Regions from separate parts of the Homo sapiens genome. Here region 1 is linked to region 2. The links are chromatin contacts, found by Hi-C in ENCODE. All regions are on one chromosome and are shown on one strand. Each heading gives the region's core, a stretch centred on a gene start or an enhancer-like site at or near the end of the contact. The rest is flanking DNA. Distances are from core to core; before and after follow the strand shown. Region 1 holds the start of SPATA20 (spermatogenesis associated 20). Region 2 holds the start of SPAG9 (sperm associated antigen 9).

Evidence for each region. A loop is a pair of places that touch in the nucleus more often than their neighbours do. Pooled maps may share reads with other maps.
Region 1: a pooled map shows a loop between it and region 2 (6-fold over the local background). The contact joins the promoter of SPATA20 here to the promoter of SPAG9 in region 2. A Hi-C loop is called at or near these places in 1 of 168 maps with a recorded cell type or tissue (naive thymus-derived CD4-positive, alpha-beta T cell) and 7 of 50 pooled maps.

The regions. Positions count from the first base shown.
Region 1 is chr17:50,541,839-50,548,423 of GRCh38, forward strand. It overlaps SPATA20 (spermatogenesis associated 20), which reads left to right and starts at 5,336. Exons shown (of 17, transcript NM_022827.4): 1 at 5,336-5,447; 2 at 5,882-5,929; 3 at 6,445-6,585. The coding sequence starts at 5,371. It overlaps EPN3 (epsin 3), which reads left to right. Exons shown (of 10, transcript NM_017957.3): 10 at 6-1,912. The coding sequence ends at 319. RefSeq lists silencers at 42-481, 5,346-5,615 and an enhancer at 1,218-1,718.
Region 2 is chr17:51,118,726-51,125,128 of GRCh38, forward strand. It overlaps SPAG9 (sperm associated antigen 9), which reads right to left and starts at 2,143. Exons shown (of 30, transcript NM_001130528.3): 1 at 1,629-2,143. The coding sequence starts at 1,931. RefSeq lists silencers at 1,396-1,525, 1,546-1,625, 1,876-2,255 and enhancers at 1,656-1,775, 2,065-2,879, 2,396-2,625, 3,235-3,494.

The DNA.
Region 1 (6,585 bases), core at 4,086-6,585, 570 kb before region 2:
TGCAGGTCTCAGCGCTCCGTCCCCCACCAACCCGTTCGGCGCGGGCGAGCCGGGCAGGCCGACGCTAAACCAGATGCGCACCGGCTCGCCGGCGCTGGGCCTGGCAGGCGGGCCTGTGGGGGCGCCCCTGGGCTCCATGACCTACAGCGCCTCTCTGCCCCTCCCGCTCAGCAGCGTGCCAGCTGGCTTGACCCTCCCCGCCTCGGTTAGCGTCTTCCCGCAGGCCGGAGCCTTCGCACCGCAGCCGCTGCTGCCCACGCCGAGCTCAGCCGGGCCGCGGCCCCCGCCCCCGCAGACCGGCACCAACCCCTTCCTCTGAGCCCCGCCCCGTCCCATACCGGCCTGCGCCTGCGCCGGACGCTCCGCGGCCCCGCCTCCGGACCCGGGGCTGGGCGGGGCGCCGGTGCTAGTGGAACGCCGAGCCAGTGGCGGCTGGTATCCCGCGGCGGCTCTGGAAGCTGGACGCGGACCACGGCCCGGGAGCTAGAAACTGAACGCCCGCATAATAAAGACTGGAACCCTCGTTCTCAGCTCTCACCAAGTGGACTTTTTGCGGGGTGTGGCGGCCGGGTCTCGACCACAGCGTGGATCACCGGCTGTTTAGGAAACTGCAGCTGCACAACGTGGGGTGCAAAACTGCCCCGCTTCCTTTACAGCTCTTCTCAACCCTCACCTCCATCCCCCGTCACCCAGGCACCTTCGCTTCCAGATGCTGCCAGGCTGTCACTCAATTCGGTCATTTCATTCATTTATCACACATGGGCACTGGGGTTGGGCTAACAGCAAGAGACAATAGGCCTTTGTTCCTATTTATTGGGTACTGCTTACGTGCTAAGCAGATCAGTTTATTTAATGCTTGCAACGACTCTCTGAGGTAGAAAATATTGTTAATTCCGTTCAGGATCCCGGCTACATAATCTGTGGGGCTCAATACAAAATAAAAATGTAGGGGCTCCTTGTTCAAAATCGTATGAAGAATTTCAAAACAGGGACAACAGAGCATGAAACCAAGCGCAAAGCCCACTGCAGTGCGATTGCACAGGTATCTCACCTTGCAGCCGGCACTACTCCCATTTTTCAGGCAAGGAAACCGTGGCTCAGAGAGGTTGAATGGCATGCTCAAAGTCACAAAGCTGGCATGGGGCGGGGCTGGAACTCAAGAGTCAGACAGTCTGGCTCCAAGGCCTGGAGATCCCAGGCTGGGCCCCAGATTTAATTCAGCAAATATTGACTGACTGCTGTGGACAAAGTGCTGGGCTCACCTTGGAGGGATCCAACCTCCAGGAGCTCGAGCGCAGCAGGGTAGACAAGCCAGGGGCACGTGATGCGGCTGTGGCAGAAGCCAAGTGCAGGAGCTCCCAGGCTCCTTTGTTTTACTGAGTCACCTTAAATGTAACTCTGCCCTCTCCCTTGCTTCGCCAAGGCTAGCGAGAAACTCAGTCTTAGCCACACAGGAGGAATCGGACCCCTTCTGGGGGTTTATGTGGAGTCTGGGAAACCAAGGGTGGGGTGAGGCCTGGTACTCAATCCAGGAGGGGCCCCTATGACCACCCTCGCCTGTTTTTCTTCTCAATGCTCCCTGATCACTGGACCACTGGACACTGATGTGTCCTCAGTGCTTGGGGTCTGGCTCTGCAGGCAGCCTGCAGCCAGCCTCCATCCCCCTTTCAGGGACAAATGGCCTTCCACCAGAGTCGGTGAGTGGAGAGGCACAATGCCACTCCCCTTCCTGAGGTGGGGGTAGGGGAAGGGAGTCCCACAATGCAGTTACAAACAGGATGGACAAGAACACCTGCTCAGGAGTCAGACTTACAGGGTTCAAAGTTCTGCTCCAAGGTTTGACCCTAACAAGAATCACTTAGTAATAAGTGGTTATGCTCTGTGACCTTGAGTAAATTACTTACCCTCTCCATGTCTCTGTGCCTGCGTTTCCTTACTTGTCAAACGGGATCAGAAGTTTCTTCCTTGTGAGGTTACTATGTGGATGTCCCCAGGCGTGTCCATTCAGCTCAGAGTCCACCCTCTTCAAAGACTGACCATGAGGCACGAACCCATCATGGCTTTCACTCCTGGTTTTGCCAGGCAATACCCAGAGTCCAGCACCCATCTATTAATATCTTCTGCTGCACCCAAACCTGGGATGTTCCATCCTTCTTGGCCCCTGATCCACCCTTTGTGGCCCTGCCACCCAGGCTCTCTTCTTCTAAACTGGATCCCCCCGAGGACTCCCAAGGGGAGCTGTTTTGTTTCCCACAAAAAAAGTTGGCAGCCTTGCTTCCTGCCTCCCTCCTTATAAGACCCCTCCTGCTAGGAGGTTGGTGCCATAAGTCATTCTGTCTCTTCCCTGCCTGGGGCTGCCACTCCACCTCACTTTTGGGATGCTTCGGTCTTGGCTCATGGTCTTCTCATCCAGCTCTTACCTCAATTTCAAGTCGCTCCATTATCCAAGGACCTTATGGCCCCTTGACCTCTCAATGACCCTCACCATGGTCACACTTGGAGGTTTGTCATCACCCCAGATTCCTCTACATTCAAGGCAGGCTTCTGGCTCTCTGAGCTTAACCTCATTCCTTCTAGCCAGAACATGTTCTTTGGAGCACCCACTGGACCCTCCGGCTAGCCAACCCTTCCAACAACCCGCCACACCCCACATTCTCAGAGTCACCCAGGACCACCATCTCTTCTATCCTTGATGGCGTCCACCACTTTCTCTCAAACGAATCCTTCCCATCGAAATGTGTCTTAATTAGCTCCATCCATCTTGACAGTGTCTTCCCATCTATCCTCTCATGTCAAGCACCCATCATCTCTCTCTGTCTCCCCTCCCTTTCCTCTTCCTCCTCAGCCGACTCGGCAACTTCTGCTCTCAGCCTGACTTCACTAGAACGACGCCCACTAAGCACACCAATGGCCTCCATGTTGCTGAAGCCAGTGGACATTTTTCTGTCCCAGCCAGGCTGGCCCCTCAGGAGTCTGACATGTAGGCACTCTGTCCTTCATCTCTGGGGTGCTGTCCTTTGCACCCTGGCTGCTTCCCTTCTGTGTCTTTCTTTCTTTCTTTCTTTCTTCTTTTTTTGAGACAGAGTTTCGCTCTTGTTGCCCAGGCTGGGGTGCAATCATGAAATCTCGGCTCACCGCAACCTCCGCCTCCCGGGTTCAAGCGATTCTCCTGCCTCAGCCTCCCGAGTAGCAAGGATTACAGGCATGCGCCACCATGCCCGGCTAATTTTGTATTTTTAGTAGAGATGGGGGTTTCTCCATGTTGGTCAGGTTGGTCTAAAACTCCTGACCTCAGGTGATCCACCCTCCTCGGCCTCCCAAAGTGCTGGGATTACAGGCGTGAGCCACCATGCCCTGCCTCCATCTGTGTCTTTCACAGGCTTACTTAAGCCTGGACCTGAGCCCTCTTCTCTGCTCCTCTGCATGGTCTCCCTGGATCAGCTCCACACCCACATGGTCTCAACAGTCAAGACCCCCAATCCTCTCTCCTGAAGCCTCTCCTCTGTCCTCCAAGCAGTGTCATCTCTGCCTCCATGTGCACATCTCAAACCCACAGGTCCCACAATGAACCCCATGAGTTGTCCCCCCACCCCCACCCCATGCCCTCTCTTGAGGGAACGGCCCCACCTTGCAAGTCACCCTGGACACCGCCTTCTTTGTCGCCGCCCATCCTGACGACGTTTCCTCCTTGACCGACTTCCAGCCCATCCCTTTCTCTGCATCTCTGCTCCCCCATCTCCCCCTGGGTGCTGCTATAGCCTCCTATCTGCCCCTGCTTTCACTCTTGCCCCTTTCCAGTTCATTCTCCACTGGGAAGCTGGTGGGATCTTTCCAAAACGCAGATCTAACTGGTAACCCTCCTGACTAAAGCCTTTCAATAGCTTGCTTCTACTGTCATCAAAAATCCCCTTCTCTGGCCAGGCACGGTGGCTCACACCTGTAATCCCAGCACTTCGGAGGCTGAGGCAGATGGATCGCTTGAGGTCAGGAGTTTGAGACCAGCCTAGGCAACATGGCGAAACCCCGTCTCTACTAAAAATACAAAAATTAGCTGGGCATGGTGGCGCGCTCCTGTAGTCCCAGCTACTTGGAAGGCTGAGGCACAAGAATCGCTTAAACCTAGGAGGTGGAGGTTGCAGAGAGCCAAGATCCACTGCACTCCAGCCTGGGCAACAGAGTGAGACTCTGGCTAAAAAAAAATGGGGTCGGGTATGGTGGCTCATGCCTGTAATCCCAGCACTTTGGGAGGCCAAGGCAGATGGATCACCTGAGGTCAGGAGTTCGAGACCAGCCTTGAACCCAGGATGCGGAGGTTGCAGTGAGCCGAGATCACACCACTGCACTCCAGCCTGGGTGACAGAGCGAGACTCTGTCTCAAAAAATAAAAATCCCCTTCTTACAGTTCACGAGTGTCTCCAAGATCTTGCCTCTGCCCTCATCTACTGCCTGTCTTCCCTCTTTCTGCAGTTGCTCAGCCCGGACTCACTGACAAGCCACGGGACCTTTGCACAAACTGTACCTCTGCCTCCTTCCCCAGCACTCCCCCTGAGCACCCTCCAAGTTCCTTTCTCTCGTTCTCCATGGCTTCACAAATGTGATTTCCTCAGGGAAGCCTTCATCCTTTGCCCCTTCCACCAGATCAGGTCACTTGTTACGTTATACCCTCACGGACTTGTCACGTGGGTGTTTATCGGTATGGCTGTCGAATTAGCATCTGCCGCTCTCAACAGACTGTGAGCCATGTGAGGGCAGGAGCCTTGTTTCTCTCTGCCCACCATTGTATACTCAGTGCCTTGCAGAGTGGCAGGCGGCAGGCACTTAATAAATATTGGCTGAATGTAGCCAATGAGGCCATGTGTAACCTATGAGACATAAAATGGGCTCATCAGTATTATTTAAGGAAGACTTCCTGGAGTGGGTAGGATTTGAGTAGGACCTAGAGACGAGGAGGCTGCAAAAAGCAAACCTTGTTAGCTGGTGGACCTGGCCAAGGTACGCCTTCGCCTTGGATCTCATTTCTCATTTGTAAAATGGGCAGGGGTTGGACAAAATGAGCTGAAGCTCTGGCATCCCATGTCCCTAGCATCTCCCAGCCCTAGATCCCACAACTCTCCCTATTCCCTTGAGAAGGGCTGTCCTCCCCAGGCAGGGGCAGAGCCCAGTTTTATGCACAGAATGGGTCCTCCCAAGGCTCGGGTGCCTGATCTGCAATTCTGCGCTCCGCCGCAGGGCGACGCTCGGAGACCAGCCACACTGTCCCAAGTCCCGGCGAAGACCCGCCCGCGGCTCCGTAGGTGCCCGGCCCGCCCCTCGCAGCCTCCTGACTTCCCTTCCTGTCCTCAGCGGCCGGGCCCACGGCCCCGAGCAGCCATGCTGGGCGCGCGGGCCTGGTTGGGCCGCGTCCTTCTGCTGCCCCGCGCCGGTGCAGGCCTCGCCGCGAGCCGCAGGTACGGGCGGGCGAGCGGGCCCCTAGGGCACTCCCTGCGCCTGCCTGCGGGCCCAGTGGAGGGTCTTCCGGACACCGGTCCCCAGTGCCAGTCTGGACCACCCCTGCATGCCTGGCCCTTCCCCCACCCCACCTCCGGTCTGCTCCTGAGACCTGGCTCTGGCTGTAAGGCCCTCCTCCCCTCCTCTCCCGTCCTCATCCCTTCCCTCCTCTCCCCTTCCTTCCAGTGCAGTGCCAGCTCCTCAGGGACTGTTCTGACACTGCTTCCAGGAAGCCTTCCTTGCACCCCAGTGCTGGATGCTGGGTCAAGGGCCTTTCTCCAATAGTACCCTGTGCCCTGTCACAGTCCTTTATTGCTGCATGGACCTTTCGTTATTTAGGTCTGCCTGCAGTCCCACTTCCAGGCTGAACTCCCTGAGGTCTCTGATTCCCTAGGTGTCCTGGAGTCTGGCCCAGGACCTGGCCCCACAGGAGTCCCAGCAGGTGGGCGCTGAGTGAGGGAGTCCCCATGTCTGGTTTCCTCTGTTTGTCCCTCACCTGGTCGAGTCCCAGACCCTACTGATCTTGGCCTGTCCAGCCACCAACAGTAGGCTGCCTTCCAGTGGGGCCACACCCAGGCCTGCCAGAGAGATGCCTCCAAGCAGCTGCTCCAGGAAGGGCCGGGGGAGGGGCCTGGGGAGGGGTAAGAATGGAGCCCCAAGAACCATTCTGCCCATTGTGACCCGCCCTGACCTCACAGCCATCCTTCCCACCGCCAGGCCCAGGAGGTTGGGGGAGACTAACCTGGCAAGGAGCCCCCAATGAGCCACCTCTCCTCACCCCCCAAAAAACATAAGGGGGAGCACAAAGGCCACAGTCTCCCCCATGGTTCAGAAAGGTGGGTTGGGCTGGGAGCAGGGGTCCTACTGGGGTGCTGAGTGAAATGGAGCAGGTGCTGGGGGGCCTGGGAGAAGGTGGGTGGAGGCCCCTGGCTTGCCTGATGCACCAGTCCTCGCCAGGGGTAGCTCCTCCCGGGACAAGGACCGAAGTGCGACGGTCAGTAGTTCAGTGCCCATGCCTGCTGGAGGGAAAGGAAGCCATCCTTCATCTACACCCCAGAGGGTCCCCAACCGCCTGATCCACGAGAAGTCACCATACCT
Region 2 (6,403 bases), core at 893-3,392:
TGAAAGGAAAAGCTCTTGAAATAGTCCATTCTGGCGGGGTGCGGTGGCTCATGCCTGTAATCCCAGCACTGGGATGGTCAGCCCGAGGCCAAAGTGGGCAGATCACTTGAGGCCAGGAGTTCAAGACCATCCTAGGCACCATGGAGAAATCCTGTCTCTACAAAAAACAAAAATGAGCGGGGAGTGTTGTCCTAGCTCCTTAGGAAGCTGAGGCACAAGAATCGCTTGAACCCGGCAGGCAGAGGTTGCAGTGAGCCAAGATCACTCCACTGCACTTCACCCTGGGCGACAGAGTGAGACTACGTCTCAAAAAAAAAAAAAAAAAAAGGCAATTTTGTTTGGCAAATTCAATAGCATTCCTTTGAGAAAATTGGATCCCACAATCAGAACTAAAAATCATCACTACAGTCAAGCTTTTAAAAAAGGAAAAAGAACTATTTAACCAGATGCAAAGGTATACGTGACAAAATAAAACAAAAATTTAATGGTGTTACTATTCAGTGTCAGGAAATGAGCTACAAACCTCACATCCTAAAAACTCTTCAAGTCTTTTTGAAAAATACTATGTCATTCCTTCAATAATTAGTTATTTCGCCTCCTTTGATCACCATGTATTTAAGCAGGTGTGCTAGGTGCTTGAGAAACAAAAATAGGACACATCACCTGCCTTTGATAAGGTCCACAGAAATAACGCCAACGCAGGCTGAAAGCTAAACTCCTTGTCAGTCTCAAGAAGCCAAGGACCTATCACTTGCACCCTAGAACTCCAAAAGGTTCACAGAGTCGAGGTGAGGGCGCCCAGGTCACTGCTCGGGTGCTAGAGTTAACAGGTGGCCAAATGCACGTATAAACAGCAGTCTAAGAAGGAAACTCAGACGGAAAAAGTGTTGCCAACTGTCACCTACATCTTCCCAACCCCGCCCCCCAATCCTTTTTATAAATAAACGGAGGGTTTTTGAAGGGAACTGTCCAAGGTTACAACCTGATACGGAGGAATGCTTTGGTTTGGGATACCAACGAAATTGTTTATATATTTATTGAGTACTGCCACACAACATCTAAAAGTTGACAAAGTGTCAACCAAGGCACATAGAACATAAAATAAGACGTCTTTCTCAACAAGATTAAAACGTCAAGAAGAAACTGACCGAAAGAGGGAGATCTCTAACTTCCCAAAGCAAGGCAACCCCCTGGAAAGGTACTGGAACTAGCGGAAGTTACATATCCAGGGCAGAAGTGTCCCCCTCCCCAAGGGTAAAACTTTGAACCGCCATCTGACTATCCCACGGTGGTCGGAAACTTCCCTCAACAAGAAGCAACCAGACACCCAACAATCTCCGCCCTTGGCCAACCCCAGGTGTCCTCAGGCCAGGCTGCCGCTTCCTCCCCGGGCCCTGCCTCCTCCATCTCGCTCCCTTCCCAGGACACTCAGTAGCCGGCCTCGGCTTCCAACGCCGGCCTGGCTCCCGGGGTACCTGGAGGCCGCCGGGATCGGTCCCAGGGGGCATCGGCCTCAGGCCCGCCCTCCAGGAGGCCCGTCGCGCCTCTAGTCCCCGACCGGGCCGCGACCCCGCCCCGGCCGCCCCCGGAGACGGATCCCGCGGCCCCCGCCCTGCCGCCGGCCTCACCTCCTCAGCGTGCTTGCGCAGCGCCTTCTCCCGCTCGTACTGGGTGATGAGCTGCTCGTTGTCGTCCCGCAGCAGCTCCAGCTCCACCTGGTGCTCCTGGTCCTGCGCGAACACCGAGTCCAGGTTCTCCAGCACAGCCACCACCAGCGGCATCAGCTCTTTGACCACCTCCTCGTCATAGCGCCCGATAAGCCGCTCGAACTCGCGGTAGATGGAGCCGGCCAGGCCGGACACCCGCTCCGACATCACGGCCCCGGAGCCGCCGGGCTCCTCCTGATACACCACACCGTCCTCCAGCTCCATGGTGGCAAGCGGACGGGCGGGCGGCCCGGGGCGTCGCCGGCAGAGGGGCGGCACCTGCCCGCACGGGACGGACCCGACTCGGGCTGGGACGGGTACTAGGGCTGGAGCCCGGGCCGGGGCTGGGGCTGGGCCCGGCGGGGTGGGGGCCGGGGCCGGAGGAGGGGAGGGGTGGCGTAGGCGCTCTCACCCCAACCGCCGCTGCACCAACTGCCGGGGCGGCCCGGCCGCGCGCGCCACACGTCATCCGCGGGGCGGGGCCGGCGCCGCGTCGGCCCGATGGGCGGGGCGCCGCGGGAGGCCAGGCGCGGCCGGGGGCGGGGCCAAGCGTCTTCGGGCGCTGGCGGAGGAAGCCATGGCGTCAACACCCGGCGCCGCGAAGACGGTGCGGGCGCCAATGGGAAAGACTGCGGTCGGCGGGTGGGGAGAAGTATCCATCCACAGCGGGATTCGCGGGGCGGGTCCCAGGGGAAAGGGAGGGGTTCGGGAAGAGTGACGAGTTAACTTAGCTGGCATTTCTATGGCTTTTTAAAGCTCACAAAGCACCTACTCACTTCATCCCCACAACAGGCGTAAAGAGGTAGATATTTGGACCTCGTTTCACAGACAAAGAAACTAGGCCCAGGAAAGTGGCGTTGCTCTCAAGGTCACGCAGCTACAACGGGAAACGGGCTGAGCCGGGACTCAAACCAATTACCCAGATTGAGAATTCCGGGCTCCGAAAAAAACTGGAAACAGAAAGGGAGGGAAAAAAAACCATAACCAGGGTCTGCCCAAGTGGAAAGGTGGTCTCGAATAGAATAGAACTGTTTTGTGCTATGGAAGAGCAAGGGTGAGATGAGGGGAAATGGGAGTGACTGCTAATAGGTATGGGATTTCGTTTTGGGATAATAAAAATGTTCTAAAAAATGTATTATAGTGATGAATACACAACTCTAAATATGCTAAAAGACATTCAACTTTACACGTTAAGTGAGTGAATCATATGGCGTGTGAATTATATCTCAAGTTATTAAAAAATAAACAGGAAGGGTGATAGCATTCTGGAGAAGGGTGAAACTGGAACGTTACATGTGGCACTTTCCCACATAGTGTGTCTGCTACTTCTGGCCAACTTGGGACGGGGACATTTCCAGGCTCCAGCCACCCTCCTCTCCTCAAGTCTTGAAGTGGGGCGGAAAGGGTAAGTGGGAGGTTGGGGAACAGAGGAGGTAAGGGGTGGAGTCACTGGAGTGAATAAGTCCCATGACAAGTGAGGTTTCTGCCGCCTGGGAGAGTGTCACGTGTGGGGAATGACACAACGCCCACGCCTAGAGCGGGCTGAGTCAAGGATCCCGGTGTGCTCATCTAACGTCCGCAAATGGGACGGAAGACACTCTCAAAAGTCCCTTCTCTGTGTCTCAGGTGACTCAGCTCTCCGTCCCGACTCGTTTAAGAAAAGGGGGAGGAAAGGCAGGATAAACATAGGTTTAAGGGGAGAATTGGCCACCCACCGGGATCATAACTACCCTTAGCTTGGGGTTTACAAGTTTAAGTACTTCCCACCAAGTATGAAGTAGTCCCCTAAAGTTTCCTACGCATGACCCACCTGGAGACCCATAAAAACAATATGAAGGTTGGGCAAGAGTAAACCTATAAATTTGGAAGGACAAAGATGAAAATACTAAGTCTTATGAAGTGCCAGATGGGACTGAATTTGCGGCCTGTGTTTTTTCCCGTTCTCACCCTCACCCCACATTCACCCTTATGTCATTTAGATATTTGGGTAGTAGGAATGCCGACCAGCTGGTTGGCTGTGAGCCGCAAATGCCCTTTCTCTTCTTAACCTTTCATATTTGAAAACTAGAAAAAGTCTTGATCTGAATCTCTCCTCTTTTATTTTCTCTTCCTGAGGGCTGTCACTCACCTGGTCTACCTATATGCATGCCTCTCTTTTCCTGGGGGATCAGAAGAGCCAAAAAACATAGGGCAAGGCTTTACTTTTTCTTTCCACAATATTATCATACACATCAAAAAATTTAAAGAAAAAAGTATCAGCCGGGCGTGGTGACTCATGCCTGTAACCCAGCACTTTGGGAGGCCGAGGCGGGTGGATCACAAGGTCAGGAGTTCAAGACCAGCCTGAACAATATGGTGAAACCCCATTTCTACTAAAAAGTACAAAAATTAGTCGGGCATGGTGGTGCACACCTATAATCCCAGCTACTCAAGAGGCTGAGGCAGGAGAATAGCTTGAACCTGGGAGGCGGAGGTTGCAGTGAGCAGAGATCACACCATTGCACTCCAGCCTGGGCGACAGAGTGAGACTCCATCTCAAAAAAAAAAAGAAAAAAGAAAAAAGTATCGATTTTTCAAGTACGAGATTTTAATTGTCATTCCTAATAAGTATACTTCTTTAGGTATACGTTCAACATAGAAAGATACACACTTATGTCTTGATTTTAAGCTTCTGCCAGTTATCAGAGATAACATTTAGTTAAAATAAAATTCAGCTAAATAACCATCAGCTGATGAATGGATAAAATGTGACATAGGTATACAATGGACTATTATTTGGCAATAAAAAGAAAGTCGTTGGAGGGGAGGGGAGTAGGCGTGGTGGCTCGCGCCTGTAATCTCAGCACTTGCAAGAGGATGGCTTGTGCCATGAGTTGGAGACCAGCCTGGGCAACATAGTGAGACCTTCATCCCTGACAAAAAAAAAAAAAAAAATTTTTTTTGGCCAGGCACGGTGGCTTACACCTGTACTCCCAGCACTTTGGGAGGTCGAGGCGGGCGGATCACCTGAGGTCAGAGGTCAGATGTTCAAGATCAGCCTGACCAATATGGAGAAACCCTGTATCTACTAAAAATACAAAATTAGCCGGGCGTGGTGGCCCGCACCTGTATTCTTAGCTACTCAGGAGGCTGAGGCAGGAGAATCGCTTGAACCTGGGAGGCGGAGGTTGTGGTGAGCCAAGATCGAGCCATTGCACTCCAGCCTGGGCAACAAGAGCAAAACTCCGTCTCCAAAAAAAAAAAAAAAGAATAGAAAAGAAAACAAAAATTTTAAGTACATGCCATGACATAGCTGAATCTTTTTTTTTTTTTTGAGATGGAATTTCGCTCTTGTTGCCTAAGCTGGAGTGCAATGGTGCAACCTCAGCTCACCGAAACCTCCGCCTCCCAAGTTCAAGCGATTCTCCTGCCTCAGCCTCCCGAGTAGCTGGGATTACAGGTGTGCGCCACCACACCCGGCTAATTTTTTGTATTTTTAGTAGAAACAGGGTTTCACTACGTTAGCCAGGCTGATCTCAAACTCCTGACCTCAGGTGATCCACCCACCTTGGCCTCCCAAAGTGCTGGGATTACAGGCGTGAGCCACCATGCCCAGAGATACAGCTGAATCTTGAAAAAGCTAAGTGAAAGAAGTCAGTCACAAAGGACCACATATTGTACAATTCCATTCGTATGAAATGTGAATTTAGTGATTGGCTAGGTCTCAGGGGCATGAGAGGGTGAGATGAGGGGAAATGGGAGTGCCTGCTAATAGGTATGGGGTTTCTTTTTAGGATAATGAAAATGTTCTAAAAATTGATTATAATGGTGAATACACAACTCTGAAAATATGCTAAAAGACATTCAACTTTACACATTAAATGAGTGAATCATATGGTATGTGAATTATATCTCAAGCTATTAAAAAAATATATGAAGTAAAAGTTATGGCTGGTGGGGCGTGGTGGCTCATGCCTGTAATCCCAGCACTTTGGAAGGCCAAGGCGAGCAGATCACTTGAGGTCAGGAGTTCGAGACCAGCTGGCCAACATGGTGAAACCCCATCTCTACTAAAAATACAAAAATTAGCCGGGCATGGTGGCGTGCACCTGTAATCCCAGCTACTCGGGAGGCTGAGGCAGGAGAATCGCTTGAACTGGGAGGCAGAGGTTGTAGTGAGCTGAGATCATGCCATTGCACTCCAGCCTGGGCGATAGACCGAGACTCCATCTCAAATAAATACATAAATAAATAAAATTTATGGCTATAATGATTTTTATAGTAGACCCAATGAAAGCACATCACTCAGTATGATTGAGGTGAAAGAAACTGGTGTTGAAATTAGGAACCTTGTATTCTAGTATGGACTGGTCATTTTGAACAACTTAGGCCATAAACAAAAGAGCAAGTAGTTACTGATTACCCACTTAGTGACAGTCACAAGGATAAGGGCTGTAAACTTCAGCTTATTCATCCGTATGATGAAGGGGTTTGTTAGAAAATCTGTCCCAGCACTTTGGGAGGCTGAGGTGGGAGGATCAGTTGAGGGTAGGAGTTTGAGAGAAGCCTGGGCAACATAGCCAGAGCATTTCTGAAAATAAAAATAAAAAATAAAGCCCAGGTTGTGCTGATGCAGGCCTGTAGTCCCAGCTACTACTTGGGGAGCTAAGCTATAAGGATCACTGGAGCCCAGGAGGTTGAGGCTGCAATGAGCTGTG